2 separate regions of the Mus musculus genome follow, and region 2 is linked to region 1. A link is a loop called in an ENCODE intact Hi-C map of the cell type or tissue named here. Cell type or tissue: left cerebral cortex. All regions are shown on one strand.

What was found. Peaks named below come from ENCODE experiments on the same cell type or tissue, not always from the same donor. Only the 100,000 strongest peaks of a DNase experiment are listed, where the experiment ranks them.
Region 2: it touches region 1 in a loop (4-fold over the local background); 16 of 42 quality-filtered maps call a loop at or near these places.

What each region holds. Positions count from the first base shown.
Region 1 is chr2:113,820,787-113,828,786 of GRCm38, reverse strand. It overlaps Scg5 (secretogranin V), which reads left to right. Exons shown (of 6, transcript NM_009162.3): 2 at 1,216-1,448. The coding sequence starts at 1,223. Among named protein-coding and RNA genes, the nearest start is that of Scg5, 4.3 kb to the left of the region's middle. In left cerebral cortex, a CTCF peak has its summit at 4,652 (motif pointing right); DNase peaks (open chromatin) are centred at 3,477, 4,052, 4,672, 7,338 and 2 more places; H3K4me3 peaks cover 3,847 bases; H3K27ac peaks cover 3,331 bases.
Region 2 is chr2:113,491,028-113,499,027 of GRCm38, reverse strand. All of the region lies in intron 5 of Fmn1 (formin 1), which reads right to left. Among named protein-coding and RNA genes, the nearest start is that of Gm13963, 100 kb to the right of the region's middle. In left cerebral cortex, CTCF peaks have their summits at 98 (motif pointing right) and 4,144 (motif pointing left); a DNase peak (open chromatin) is centred at 4,140.

The sequences.
Region 1 (8,000 bases):
TAGCCAGTAAAGAAAACATCCTGTATTCGGAGTTCATGAAGAAAGATGGAGATGATGGAGCCTGGTGCCCGCATCCAGCCCTTTTATCACAGCGGTAGATTGTGCTGTTAAAATAGCGGTCCTTGGCTCTTTGAAGAGCATGGTTTTAATGTCTGTGAGTTGCAAGGAAAGGCCGTTAGCTGCAGACAGATAAAATGAAGTATTTGTTTTAGGGAAGATATTTGGCTTGTTCCCTACCTTTTTATTCCCTATTCCCGTGTGAATGCTCAAAAGGGTTTATCTGACTATGGCCTGAAGCACCCATCCTGAACGAGCAGCTGCCAGGGAAGCTGTGTGAAAACTGTTTCCTTGTTCAGCTTCCCGTGGCTTCTACGGACACCAACATGTAAGGCAGATTTATCCCCCACCATGTCACTGTCTTTCCTCTCCCTGCTGCTTCTGCCTCCGCAAACCTTAACTCCCAGAACCGCTTATTACCATCAAGGGGCTAGACGTGCAGGGGGCTTACTAGGTACCTGGCTTTGCTCCATGCTCCTTACATGATTTTGATCTTTATCTTCACAGTAACTCTATAAGATAGATTGTTGCTATCCTTGGTCTGTAGAAAAGGAGGCTGAGGAACTTGCCCAGGAAGACCTAGCTGGTATGCAGTCAAGCGTCTCATGTTGCTTGCTTCCCTCATCACAGAGCAGGATAGGAGTTGGCGTACCTCTCTGCTCGGGATCTTCACCTATTGCCTGCTGGTCTGCTAAGTTCAAACACCCTCGGCCACTACTCCAGACCTTTCTCTGGGATGTTTTTTGATTGTCTGTTTGTTTTTTACTGTTTGGGTCTCCCTAACTCCCTTTTGTTATTCCTTTCTTTCCTTAAACTAGGAGATCTTAAAAATTACCACCCTCCCTATCTCAAATCCAAAAGTGCTTAGATTGCAAGGATCACAGACCATAGATGTGAGAACATATTCCTGTCCTTAGAATCCTCAGGTGTCAAGTTAGAGGGACTAGTTTATCCTAGACTCTTCTGTCTTCTTATTTCCTTCACACAGCGGTTTCCTACCTGGCTTGGACACAAAGCAAACCTCTAGGAATTTTTCATTTGAGTCTCCTTTCAGGGTGGTCCTTCAGCCTCAACTTGTGAGTCATAGTTATATCACCCCAGTTGTGTTATGGTTGCCCATTTTGGCCAAGTTATATAACTTGGTCCTTTCTTCTGCAGGTTAAAAATGGCCTCAAGGCTGGTCTCTGCTATGCTATCTGGCCTTTTGTTTTGGTTGATGTTTGAGTGGAATCCAGCATTCGCTTATAGTCCACGGACCCCTGACCGGGTCTCAGAGACAGACATCCAGAGGCTGCTTCATGGGGTTATGGAGCAGCTGGGCATTGCCAGGCCACGCGTGGAGTACCCGGCTCACCAGGCCATGAATCTTGTTGGGCCACAGAGCATCGAAGGTATGCACTCTTCCAAACTGACAGTGTTTCTATTGTATTTCTGAGGGTTTTTGTTTTGTTTGGTTTGGCGTGTGTGGGGGTATTGTTTTCTTTTTTTACTGGTAGAATCTTATTTAGACCAGACTTTCACTGAACTTCCTATGTAGCCAAGGATTACCTGGAGCTCTAATCCTACTGCCTCCACCTCCCCAGTGCTAAGACGGGGAAACGTATGAGGTTCTGAGGAAGGAAGCTGGGGCTTCAGGCTAAGCAAGCACTCTGGGCTGAGCTGCATACCTGGCACTATTTCTCCTGATATGTAATTTTCCCTACTAGGACCACCTCACAGTGCTGTCTGCTCCAGGGCTCTAGGTTGCTGTGAATAGTGTTGACACATGATGCCCATTTCTGTCTTGTTGCTGTCACTTTGAACCATTGATATGCTGTGTATTTTGGTTGACATTTGATTTCAGGAGTAGATTAGCCTAAATAACTTGAATCTGCAAGCATGCAACCATGGCAAATGGCTTGCATCAAGATAAATCAGATAGGACTCCTTGCCATTCTTTTAGGAAGAGTCTAAACTCTAAGTGGCACCAGTCACCTGTTCCTGTTTATTTAATTTTTTTTTTGAGATGGTAAATATCTGCTCTCTCCACTAGTAAAGTATATGGTTAATCACTCTGCTGTTGCCATGGGGAAGGGTCTCCCTGGTATCAAAAGCCTGTGTTTTTCAGAGCCTTGTTTTATTCACTCAGTCAGTATCCAACCGTGTATTGTCCTCCATATGCACTTTGCAGGATGCTGGGGCACCCCTGTCCTACGTGGTTCAGACTAACTGGGAGAAGGGAACTGACAAAAAGTCATTACGGTGTATTCTGATATGCACTGCTTCCATGGAACAAAGAGTAGGAGGTAGGTCAGGAATAGGAAACGCTTCTTAGGGGAAGTTCCATTTGGCCTGGGTCTTGAAGTTTGCATAGGAAATCCCCAGGGGAGTGTGGTGAAAAGGCACAGAGGAAGGAAAGAGGATGGATTACAGTGGATCTGTCCTTAATCTTGAGGTAATGAGCTGCCATAGCAACGTCAAGACTCCTGTAAGGGATGGGCATTGACTTGTGCTTCCATTGACTGCTGCTCTACCTTGAATTACCACAGCATTAGCAGTTTCTCAGGACACACATTGTCTCCCAGTTACTTCTGTTCCAACTCTGGCAGTCTCTCTCCATTCAGAGTCAAGCCAAGGTGAATTCTGATGTTGCCCAGCCATACAGCGACACTGGTGTGGGGGCTTTTAAGAAGCTTGTTAAGGTGACTGACTGGCAGACTTCATTTCCATGCAGTTATCAGCTCAAGTTCCCTTTTTGATGGCTGTCGGCTGGGAAGTCCCTTGGGAAGGACACTGCCTCGAATATTCCTATGCAGAATATCCTGAACAAGAATGTTCTGTTGTGACATTTTACTTCTCCATTATCAGCCCCTTTAATCTGATAAGGGTGCTGCAATAGAGTCCTGGGAGTGACTATCGGCCACCTTTGTTATCTAAGATGATAGCTACTTATCTCCAGTCTCCACCACATGCGGGGGGGGGGGGGGGGGGGGTCTTGTATGTTCAGCAGGTAAGAAGAATCTTGGAGCCAGTTTAGAATTCTGTCTCTTAAAGCTGAGGTGGAAAATGACAGGAAGTAGATCAAAGACAGTGGGCGGATAGAAATGAAGTACAAACCTTGAGCTTTTCCCAGTCCATCCTGGGTTTTAGATGGATGGCCTGGTTCTTATTTTTGTGAACAGATCACTGTTCCACTCGCCCATCTGTCTGTACTCTATGCTCAGAGACTCACTCACACCATGTGGAATAGCTCCTTCCATTCTTTTACCAGCATCAGAGAGAATCAGTTAAAGGTGTCCCTGCTACCCCCTCCTGATTTTTATAGAGAACACACACAGTACATGTATTCCTGTGAAAACTTCAAACCGTATGGAATGGGGTTGCTATGAGTTTTGTTACCAGAGCTCCCTGGATTTAAAGGCCAACCCCATCACTTTCTGGTGCCGTCATCTTTTAGTAAGTTATTTCTTCATTTCTACTTAGCTTAGGCACGCCTCTGTGGGAACCTTAAAAACAGCCAAGAAGTAGCATCTTCCAAATGTATAAAATTGTTGGCCAAAACCAAGACAAAAGGACAAAGTAAAGACTGCCAGGAAGTGAGTGCCCTTCTAAAGGCAACCTCAGGAGGTCGATGGCAGGAGAACGGAGTCTGAGCCGTGTACACACGGCTTGCTTGCTTGCTACGTGAGATCTTGGCGGCCTCTCTGAGAGGTAATTTTCTTATGGATGAAATAAGGCTTCCTTCACATACAGTCATGTGAACTGTTAATAAAAAGACCGCAAGACCCCGCCTCTGTGTGCAGCAGCAGCAGCAGCATGAGGGCTTTACTTGTTTGTCAGTTTTTATTTGTTGTTTGAGACAGGATCTGTTACAGCCCAAGCTGGCTTTGAGCACTGTATGTAGCCATGGATGACCTTGAACTTCTCACACTCCTGCCCCCACCTCCTGGGCTTCTGATCATCTTTCTAACTGCTCATCACCAGCGTTGGTCAGCTTCCACACCTTATGTTTCCGCCCTCCTCCTCCTCCCCCGGCTGCTGGAGCAGGTCTCTGTGACATGGTAAATGCTACTGTTTTCCCTTAGAGGCAGGGTAAGCTAGCAGCTCTCCCAGGGACAGACTCGGAGAGCTGTTTACTAAGGGTGAGGACTTTGGAGAGTAAAAACTGTCTCTGGTGACTGACACTCTTCTTGAATTGGGGTTGATTGAACCAGGACAGATAGTCTAGCCCTTGAATATTAACAGCCTCAGGTTAAAAATAAAAAAAAACCCAAAACAGCAGCAAACTGTTCTCCTAAAGTGTCAGCTGTTTCTTCCTCCAACACTTTAAGCTACTGAATACTTAGCACTGTGGTAACACTAAGTCTCAAACCACTAAACAGACGTTATAAATATTTGATGATTGTAAATTTTATTTATATTGTTAAAATACATCAAAATATTTTTATAACACATTTAGAACCTTAATTTCATTCTTTTCAAAATAAAAGAGAGCTGAAACTTTTAAAAATTGTATCAAATGGGGGGGAAAAAGCCCTTTGTAAGGTGGCATTATTGAAAAGGCAAGTAGATTTTAATAAGCCTATGTTTGGCCAAATTTGAATAAAGGAGCTGCAGTACCTCTACTTTGCCACGAGGTGGCAATAGCTGCCTCCCAATCAAAGGCTGACAGAACCGGGGCAGTAAACATGGAAGAGGAGTCTCACTTTGTTTCTGGAGAGTCTCTTTCTGCATTTAGAAGGAGGAGGGGATGTGGAAAGGAGGGACAAAGTGAGATAGGGAGGGAGGGAGGGAGGGAGGGAGGGAGGGAGGGAGGGAGGGAGGGAGGGAGGGAGGGAGGGAGGGAGAAGGAAGGAAGGGAGGGAGGGCTGTCTCTTAGCCCAGATAACTTTTCTAAAGTCTCTTTGTAGTTTTCCCCATTCTAGAGGAACCAATGATAACTTTGCCTGCGTCGGTGTCTCCAGTTTTTCCTATGCCCTCTGAGGCTGCCTTGAAATCACTCACACAACTGAAATTCTTGTAAAAAAAAAAAAAAAAGAAGACCTTGGAAAATGATTTTAAATATCCTGTGTGGATTAGCTGCCTGGATACAAATCTTAAAACGTTTTACATGCAGGTAGGCTAGGGAAGATGAAAATGATTGTGTCGTTAAGGCTCTCCAGCGTGTCTGGAAAGGCATGAGGATGGTTCTTTGGATATGCGGAACACAAGACAGATGTAGGGGGAGGGCATTTTGGAGTCCTCTCCTTGACAGGAGTGGCTGAGGCTATCGAGTGGATGAGCTGTCTAGGCAAACATTGCTGATGGGGACAGAGCACCTAAGACGAAGTTCTGAAGAACTTGACACAAAAGGGCTAGGCACCCCAAGCACTGGAAAATTGGGTGGAGTCAGGAGGATTATAAATTTGAGGGTGGCCAACTTTAGACAGTGAGTTCCAGGTTGGTTTGGGTCCATAATGCGGCCTTGTCTCACAATCACAAATTCCAAGTAGTAGACTCAGTAGCTGTAAAGAAGGTTATGGCACTTCAAAGAATAAGCAGAAATTGTCACTATCCATGACTATTGAACAATATAAAGTATTGGTTCATCCCCCAAATAAATAAGATTTTCTTATGGTATTGTCTTAGCTAGGATTACTGCTGCTGTAATGAAACATGACCAAAAGCAACTGGGGGAAGAAAGGGTTTAGTTAGCTTACACATCTACATTGTAGTCCATCCCTGAAGGAAGTCAGGAATTCAAACAGGGCCTGTACCTGGAGGCAGGAGCTGATGCAGAGACCATGGAAAGATGCTGCTTACTGGCTCACTCCTCATGGCCTACTCAGCCTGCTTTCTTAGAGAACCCAGGACCACCAGCCCAGGGGTAGCCCTGCAATGGGCTGGACCCTCCCTATCAATCACAAATGTTCTACAACCTCATCTTATGGAGGCCTTTGCTCAATTGAGTCTCCCTCCTGTCAGATAACTCCAGCATCTCTCAAGGTGACAGAAAACCAGCAAGCACAGAGGTCAAAGAGGGCCATAGAAAAGCAGCAAAATTAGCAAGGTGAAATTTCATGCCTAGCAGCTGCTAACTTAGAGAAGTCAGTTATTTGGAGCCCAGCTTGTCTTCATCCGCCCAGGTGACTCGGTCTACTGCTCGCAGCTCTTGACCGTCTAGATCAGGCCCCGGCTGAGGTGTTTGATGACAGCCTGCTTCACGCTTCAGGGCTAGCTGACTCTTGACATGGCCGAGAGGCCGGAGAATTCATGGAGGACAGTTGCACCCCCTCCACATTGGGGGTTCAGACTTCAGTATAATTTTTAAGGGGACATAAACACTGAGTGCTTATTCCAGCTAGTGTCCATCTGTGGGTACAGGGCCTGAGCTAGAGCTTCTTGTGAGCTCTGTAGCCTAACTCATTCTTCCGAACACCAAGTCCCAGCTGTGTGCAGCCTTCATGGAGAAGCAGCATTTAAACCATGCGCTCGGCCCATTTCTGTGACCGTAACCTGAATGGAACAAGTGGGGACAGTGAACTTTGCTGCCTCTAAATTCTGATGAGGTTTAAAAAACTCTTATTTTTTTTCTAACCCTTTTTCTCCCACCCCACTTTCCATATTGTTCACACGAGAGTTTGGCAGGTGTCTTAGTCAGGGTTTCTATTCCCGCATGAACCAAGAAGCAAGTTGGGGAGGAAAGGATTTATTCAGCTTGCACTTCCATACTGCTGTTCATCACCAAAGGAAGTCAGGACTGGAACTCAAGCAGGTCAGAAAGCAGGAGCTGTTGCAGAGGCCACGGAGGGATGTTACTTACTGGCTTGCTTCCCCTGGCTTGCTCAGCTTGCTTTCTTATAGAACCAAAGACAACCAGCCCAGAGATGGTCCCACCCACAAGGGGCCCTCCCTGTTTCATCACTAATTGAGAAAATGTCCCACAGCTGGATCTCATGGAGGCACTTCCCCAACTGAAGCTCCTTTCTCTGTGATAACTCCAGCCTGGGTCAAGTTGACACACAAAACCAGCCAGTACAGCAGGGAAAAAAATTAATCTAAGCATAGCATTCCTCCCTTCCCGTCTACTTGTAAGGCACGGCTTCGAAGCTGGCAGCTAAGACTCCTTGCACTTTCCTGAAGTGTGGGCTTAACCCAGGAGGCGTCTTGGTTCCTGGAGAACCTTGGCTCCTGGGGTTTTTTCCTGTCAGGCATTGTCTGTGCAAAGTCCATATCTGTGCAAAGCCCGTGGTGTTTAAACTAGAACTCTGTCTCATGTCACCTGATTCATACCATCTGGAAAAAAAACCCCCGGCAACAAGAAGCACCATGAGTCACCTGGAAAGCCGCAATGAAGGATTTTCCACAGAAAATTGACAAAGTGGATTACGTACACAAAGGGAAGGGAAGAGCAGTAACCCAGTTTTGTGTAACATTTATGGTTCGCAGAGCTGCTTTCCTGTAACTGTCTTATTTGATATAATCATCCTAACGACCGAATCTGTTTATGCTTTCCCGCAGTGGCTTGGGTTTTTTAAGTTTGTTGGCAAGCCAGCTATTTTAGGTCTGAGTACATCTATCCCTGCAGACTTGTATAATCCTGGGCTATTTAGTTGAGAAACGATTATGAGTCTAGGCATTATGGTAAACCACAGGTGATTTTGGTGGCTGGTATTTCAGGGACCTGAGGCTACAGGAAGCGAATGTTCTGACAAGTTTCCCTCTTGGAACAAATTGGTGCAAACATCTTGGTCACCGCAGTCCATAAAGAGTTAGTGAAGCAGGCTGGGTTTAGCAGACCACAGTTAGGCACGGCCTTTAAACCTGAGTGCACACATTGGCCACTGTGCAACGTGTGCCATGTGAGTTTTAGCAGAGGGAGAAGCGTGTGGGGTTTGGGGTGGGGGAGGTGAGAGGAGGATGGTATATATACAGCTAGCAGGGCGTACATTGAGATAGGCTATTCTAGTTCATTCTCAGAGAAG
Region 2 (8,000 bases), 330 kb after region 1:
TAAGGATGCATCCGAGATTAGTGGTGTGACTTCTAGGAAAAACGGTGAAACCTCAAATAGACAGGGCAGCTATGGAAAGACGCTTCTGTAAATCATGCTATGAACCAGAAGGGGGAGCTAAACAACGATGTGGAGCCCCTTAAACCCAAGGCTTACTGGTTTTCAGGTGCTCTGGCTTTGATAGTTTTAGAATGAGATACTGAAAGCCTTCCCCAATATTCCAGCAAAAGTCAGACATGCAATGTTGGAACCCCAGGGGAAGACATGAATCCAAACACACGCGTGGAAAGCTCCCAAGGCAGAAGTAAACATGAAATCCCTAAGCGACAAGGCCAAGTGACTAAAGCCACTTAAAGGAAAGCCGAGAGTGAGGCAAAGTTGAAGCTGAACCTGAACGGATGGAAAAGACATGGCAGGAGTATGGCCGACGGCTTCCAGGAAGGGAACCCGCAACTCCACTGTTCTTTCTGCAGCGTTAGCAACTTCACAAACCTCACCCTGTGTACTCTGAAGGGAATGTGGCGGAGGTACTGTCAAAAAGCGCAACTGTGGCTAGTGTCTGCCCCGCGGGCTGGCGGTGACTCTGTTTGCATCTTCTGACGCTTGACGCTGAGTCTTGTGTCCTTTCTCCTTTGCAGAGCTGTTTCCTGGTGCTAGCCAAGGCACAGGGCAGTAGACTGTGTTTCTGTCTAAACACTAAGTCACTGCCTTGCTGTCAGAGACCTAGCTTTAAATGGCTGAAGGGGCTTGATAAACGGTGTGAAAATTTTACGGTCCTTCCGTCAGGTGCCATAATTTATTATCACATAATGCACAGTTAGAAGAACCGAAAGGAACCATCCCATGAGGGCAGACGGTGTGGAGGCAATGGCCCTCTGACACTCTGAGGCCACAGGCACTGTATGGATCCAATAAGAAAGCTGCGTCGAGAAATGAGCAAACAACCTCTTGATCTTGCAGAATGTTTTTGGACACCTAAAGGCTCTTTTATTACTGAGGCTGATTAAAATGAAAAGTTTAAACGACTAAAGTGTTCTTTTTGATGAGTTTTTGCCATGAACTATGAACCTTGTGGTCCAGGGGGACTTGAGCCCTTTGATCCCGGGCGCTCACATAAAGTCTGAGCCATAAAACATCAGCGGGTTTGGTTTTCCTGGTGTGGCTGATCTTGCAGGATTTGTAAGGCAACCTTGTTCTTTGCCCTCCCCATTTTGGAGTCCATCTGCCATTGTTTCACCCTGAGAGGAGAAAAGCATTGGTGTTTGGCATTCCAACTATGAAGAGTAAGCCATTCGTCTGGAACACTAGGATCTCACAGAAAAATCACGATACCATGATACTGTATTCATCAAGATGGGATCTAATGTTACTTGATGGGCTCAGAACAGAACAGCAAAAAGGAAGCCTTGTTCCACACCATAACGATCACAGGTTTCTCACTACTTGAGACAGTTAAAGGTGATGCGGTTTGTTGTGAGGCCAGCTTTAAGAGCCAAGCCACCTGAGCAGCACAAGTCTGAGGTGGGAAAAGTGCAGTCATATGTGTCTAGCAGTGATAAGTTTAAAAGCCTGTGTTTGTGGGAGAAGTAAGAAATTACCCAATCATACATTTGTTATGAAGAGATATTTAATTATTTGATTTATCTGAAATATTTGATTGATCTTCTACTCATCCTCCAGTGTTTGTGTCTGTGCCCCCACAGTTCCACATTTCTGCAACTGGAAAAATAAAGTTTTACTCTAAAGACTTTCTGAAGTAGATCTGATGCACTGCACAATAAGAGGGAGGAGCAGAAGGAATGGGAGAAGGAAGGAAGAGAGGGAGGAGGAGGAAGGGGAGGAGGAAGAGGAAGAGGAAGAGGAGGAAAGGGAGGAAAAGGAGCAAAACTACCATCACAATTTTCGAGCAAGCAGGACTACAAAGGACTTTAGAAAGGCCTGCAATATAAGGACTAATACAATCAAAAGTTAGCCATAATTATGTTTTAAGGGAGAAAACTGTCAGAAAAACTAATGATCCATATAGCTTATTCACTAGGCCAAGGAATATTAATTTGACTTGAGTAAGCAGTTTTCAACTATTTTGTATTTCACAGATTTTCCTGAAAGCTTGACCACTTTCCCCACTGGAGTCATGAGATGTCTCAAGAGTTCTATGAAGAGTGACATACAGTCTGCGCTTCAGTCTCTAGGCGATGCTTTGTGACAGTCTCAGATGCACTCTCTCAGAGAGCATCTCAGAGGATGGTCCCTCCAGAAGAGAAGCCTCCCTGCCCCCACCACCGTGTCCTTGTCCTCTAAGGTGAACATATCCAGTTAGGTCATCTAAAACTGGCTGCTCTATGCGTCAGGACAGGTCAAATGTTAGCAATTCAACCCTTGAACTTCCTCTGTTGAATTTGAAAACTGTATGTTTTTTGAATTTTGTTTATTATCTATACAGCAGATAGGACAATGAGCTAAAAAAAAAAAAAAACAAAGCAAAAACAAACAAACAAAAACTCCACACCCCACACAGTTGTATGGCATAGATACCTATAGATATTGTAAGAAGCTGCCCCTGTGAATGGGCACGACCGTCTGGTGGTGTATGTATACTCACTCGGTTTACCTACGGAAAGGATGTCCAGTTGTCACATAATACAGTAATATGTTATAGGTACCTTTTTCCTCCCCAGTAATTTGTTTGAGAAATATTTACTGTGTACTTATAAGATCCTAGATACCACATGCAGCATCAAGTTGTAAATATTTATTTCAAGCAGTGGTTCTCAACCTTCCTAATGCTGCAGTCCCCTTAACACAGTCCCTCATGTTGTGGTGACTCTCAACCATAAAATTATTTCATTCCTATTTCATAATTGCGACTGTTATAAATCATAATGTAAATAGCTGATATGCAGGATATCTGATACACGACTACGGAAGGCGTCAGGACCCTAGGTTGAGAACTGCTGGCTTGGAGAGAGCCCCAGCAGCCCTGGTTCCAGCAGAAGCTGCCACTGGCACAGGTACAGTACAAGCGCTCCTGGCCAGCAACTGAAGTTCGCCCTTCATGCCTGCACCTTGAAGCCATCTGACCTGAATGAGGTTAACCTTCCCAGCTGCCCCTCCATGTCCTAAAATCCAACTCAACAGCCACAACCAGGGCCTTGGAAACACAGATCTGCTTCTTTCTCTGCACAGTACCAGTCAGTGGATCTCACGGTCTTGAGGGTGAAACTAGAGGACTTGAAAAAGCCCTGCAAGGACTCACCCACATGTAAACGTAGAACCTAGGACTTGGCAAAAGTGACTTTCCTATTCTAACACACAGTATAAAAGGTCTGAAAAATTCCACTTCAAGGCTTCATTTTCAGCTGCTGTCCTGTTTGCCACGACTATGTTCTAGGGACCAGGCTCTCTGTCGTCCCTTAGAGTCGCCAGACTCTTCACACCTTACACTCCACTCAAACTGACAGTCCCTAATAGTGTCTCTCCTTTCCCTCTAAAACTGCACCTCTCAGAGCACACCTCGGAAGCACTCAGCATGAACATCCCATGAGACAGATATTGTCATACTCTCATTCCCCCTTTGTCCCCCCTTCCTCTCTCCCTCTCTCCTCTCTCCCCCTCTCCTCTCCTAATTCCCTCTCTTCCCTTCCTTTCCTCCCCTCTCTTCTCCTCTCCCCATCCCAATGCGTCAAAAGTTTGTTCTGATTCCTTTAGCTGCTGCACAGTGCCAACAACCAGTTTGTTCAGTTCATTAACTTCACTAATACAACCTGAAAGAATGATCAGTGAATGAGATCTCTGACTCCCTATTCTATTTTTAAATGAAATAGATGAAAAATTAAATATATTATAAATTAAATAAAGATGTTTAAATGAGTATGTTTAGATGAAATAGGCTCTTAACTCATTTTTTTATATATCCTTTTCTCTTTTGTCATGTACAATGGATGTCTGGATGAATACACGGAAAGACAGATTTAATTGAAAGAGAGGATATATCACGTCTGTAAATTGATTTTAGCCTTATCTCTGTGTATAACATGCACACCATTTTTTTTAATTCCATTTTTTTTTTCAAGAAAAAAAATTTAGTATAAAAGCATGCTTGGTTCAAAAAGTAAAAGGGTCAGCCTGCCCTCTAGTGGTATATCTAGGAATTGCTTCTGAAATGAAACCAGGTTCCCTATCAGACAGGAAACCACATTTCTCAGTTAAGACTGTGTACCACTTATATTCCAACTAAAGAAAATTAAGACAAAACTAATGGTACCATTACCAACAAATGTGCAAGCTTCCACAAACATAGTAAGAAACTGTCACCCACATGGAAATCAGAGACATATATCAGATTACATTTTAGAAAGATTTTCTTCCTAGCTAGCAATGATTATACAGTTTAGGGAAGGAGTGTGCTGGTGGTACACGAAGAGGCAGTAATAACTTGGTACAAGCTTCCATGCCACCAGGAACTAATAAGCGCATTTCTCCTTCTATCTCAGCTCCTGGTTAGTGAACATGGTTTGACAACATCTGCATTTTGTGGGACAAACGTTCAGACTGCGGTACCCTGGATCCTGGGTGTGTTGGGGACTGGCTACTCCACAGCCTCCATCAGAACTCAACTCCAAGTCTGCTCACAGCCTTCTAAGGAGCCTGAATGGCTCAGGCTCAACCAAAGCAGCAACACACAGGATTTAATTCTGCTAAACTTGTGATGGTTTATATTATGCACAACAAAAAAGATAGATGAAAATATCCCTTAAGACACTCTCTGTCTTCCTTCACTGGCATCTTGGTTACACTGATATGAACATTTAGGGGAATACCAGGGAGGTTTCTAGAGATTTTTCATATGTCACATTTGTGGCAGTTTGGTTACACTGATATGAACGTTTAGGGGAATACCAGGGAGGTTTTTCATATTTCACATTTGTGGCAGTTTAGTTTAATGCCCAAACTGCTCCCCTGTCCGCTCAGAAATTATGATTTCCATGTGCTGTGTTGATGAAGACAAAGACACAAATGAATAGATCTCGGATTAACATTTTTGTGAGTTTAGCTGTATGAGCTCATGGGCAGAGAGCACTCCGTTCGCTCCAACAGCAAAGTGTAAACCTTGAGAAAGGGACCCATGAACTGGGTCAGAGATGGAGAAGTAAGGACGCCCACAAGTTTCCCCTAACGAAGGCCGCTGTGCCATCGGTATCTCCTGGAGACAACGTACAACCTAGGTACATTTTCCACTTGGCGGCTCTCCCTGGACCATTTCGCCCTGGGAGTTACCATCAATGTGACTGGATTGCACAATGAGCGGAGCCTGCCAGAGGCCATGGCTCCCTGGTGCTTCTCCTCACTTAGGAACAGAGTGTGTGATGAATGGAGTAAACCAGAAGGCTTCCCGTAACGGGAAGGTCAAGTACTGGCTGCGGCATTTCCTTGTATCCCACAACCCAAAGACTATCAGTTAAGAACAGACCAAACAGCCTGTCATTCCTCGGAAGCTTCCAAACAGCAGAAAGGACTGGCCCTAGATGGGACTGGCCCTAGACGGGACTGCTAAATTATTACGCTCTCCTCGACAGACAAAGGAAATGCCTTTTGTTTTCCCTATCTCACCTTTTTTTTTAGCATGTATCTCAATGACAACTAGATATGATTTTTATTAGATATTTTCACTTATTTACATTTCAAATGTTATCCCCTTTCCTGGTTTCCCCCTCTGAAGCCCCCTCTCCCCTCCCCTCTCCCCCTGCTCACCAACCCACCCAACCCAGCTTCCTGGCTCTGGCATTCCCCTACACTGGGGCATCAAGCCTTCTTGGGACCAAGGGCCTCTCCTCCCATTGATGACCAACACGGCTATCCTCTGCTACAAATATAGCTGGAGCCATGAGTCCCTCCGTGTGTACTCTTTGGTTGGTGGTTTAGTACCAGGGAGCTCTGGGGGTTATTGGTTGGTTCATATTGTTGTTCCTCCTATGGGGCTGCAAATCCCTTCAGCTCTTTGGACATTTAAAATGGAAAAAAAAATTAGAGGCCCAGATAAGTCCTTTCACCCCGAATCCACACTTCCCTCTTGGCTTTAAGAGGGGGCTGGGGCCTTCCACAGAAAGTTCAACGGCTGTTTGGGACCTGCTTCCTTCTGTGAGTGGCACACCTGCTTAAGGCTCCCAGAAGCAGAGGCTCCACAACTGGAAACCCATCAAGCAAACTCCCCACAGGCCACCAAGCATGGCTGGCTGGTTAACAAGGACAGCATCTAGAAGGAGCTAAAAGGCTTTTGTTTATTTTAAAGAGAGAGCACAAGTAGGGATTTAGAGTTTCTGAGTTACACAATCTCACGCTGAAATGTGATGGATAATCTTTTTTTTAGGGATAAAATTGGCCCAGTGTAGCACTGAAAGATCCTACCAGGGACCATAGAGCCCGATTCTTCATTTTAAAAGTATGGAAGATGAGTCCAACGCACACTTCAAGTTTATGGTATTCACAGTGAAGAATGGAGCAGAATCCAAATGTAACTCTGATGCTTTCTGGATTAATGCTGCACTGTTTAATGGAAAGAAGAAGGCTTCCAAGTCAGACCTGCCCAGCTGGGTTAAACTCAGGTCCACCACTGACTAGTTTAGAACTTCCGACAAGCCACACTCTTTAAAGGTTTCATGTTTGACACACATTAGGGACTTGATGAACATTGGGTACAGTTCTTTTCATGCATAAATTGCAATAAATATTTGTGCATAACCCATGAACCAAGAACTTTGCTAGGTGCTTGCCCTAGTCAGCTTCAACTGTCAAACAGATGCACCCGAGAGCAGCGGTTCTCAGCCCTCCTAATGCTGTAACTGTTTAACAAAGTTCCTTGTGTTGTGTCAACCCCAAACCTTAACACTAGTTCACTGCTACTTCATTAACTGTAATTTATCTCCTGTTATGAATTATACTGCAAATATTTAGTATGCAGAATAACTGATATGCAATCCCCAAAAGGGTTGCAACCCACACGTTGAAAAAAATCTTGAGAAAATGAAGTCTTAATTGAGGGGAAAAAAACAGATCTGAATGGCCTGTGGGCATACCTGTCTTGATTGTTGATTGATATGGGAGGGCATGACCCACAGTGGGTGGAAACATCTCTTAGGTAGGTAGTTCTGAGCTATAAGGACACTAGCTAGCTAGGCATGAGCTTGAGAGAGAGAGAGAGAGGGGATGGTTCCTTCATGGTTTCTGCTTCACGATCCTGCTTGAGTTCTGCCCTGACTTTCCTTGATAGTGGACTTTGACCTGACATGTAAGAAGAAAGAAGAAGAGGAGGAGGTGGAGGAGGTAGAGGAGATAGAGGAGGAGGTAGAGCAAGAGGAGGAGGAAGAGGTAGAGGAGGAAAGGAGGAAGAGGAAGAGAAAAAGTAGGAGGAGGAGAAGAAAAAGGTTTTCTTTCCTAAGTTGCGTTTGCACAGAGCAGTTTAGTTTAGTTTTGTTTTGTTTTGTTTTGTTTTATCACAGCAACAGAGATAATTGAGTCAACACTGTATCAGACAGAGAGAAAACCAAAAACTCCTTGCTACCTCTGAAATCCCCTGAGTAAGCAGATGAGTGACAAGAGCCTGACAACACAAATGAGTAATAAATCCTCTCAAAAGAATTGAGTGGAAATCAGAAAACAACTTATGCATAGAAAGAATACATTATATGATACAGCATAGAGCTTAAAAGAGGAGTTTCTGCAGAAGAGAGAGGGGACATTCAAATTTCTGTAGTTCTTTTTCAACAAGGCAAACCTGCACCAAATGAATGAGTAGATGTTTCCCAAACGTAACTGACTGTAAACCACAAACTTTTCATGAGGGAGCATTTCAAAAAGCTGCTGTTCTGTAGAACAGGCTTCAGGGAAACCTGGTTTAGTATGCAGCTTTTAAAAAATAGATGCTGGGGTAATGAAAAACTTGACAACAGTTAAGAGATTTCGGAATGTGCAATGACCAAAAATTAATTAAAACCAAGTGGGTA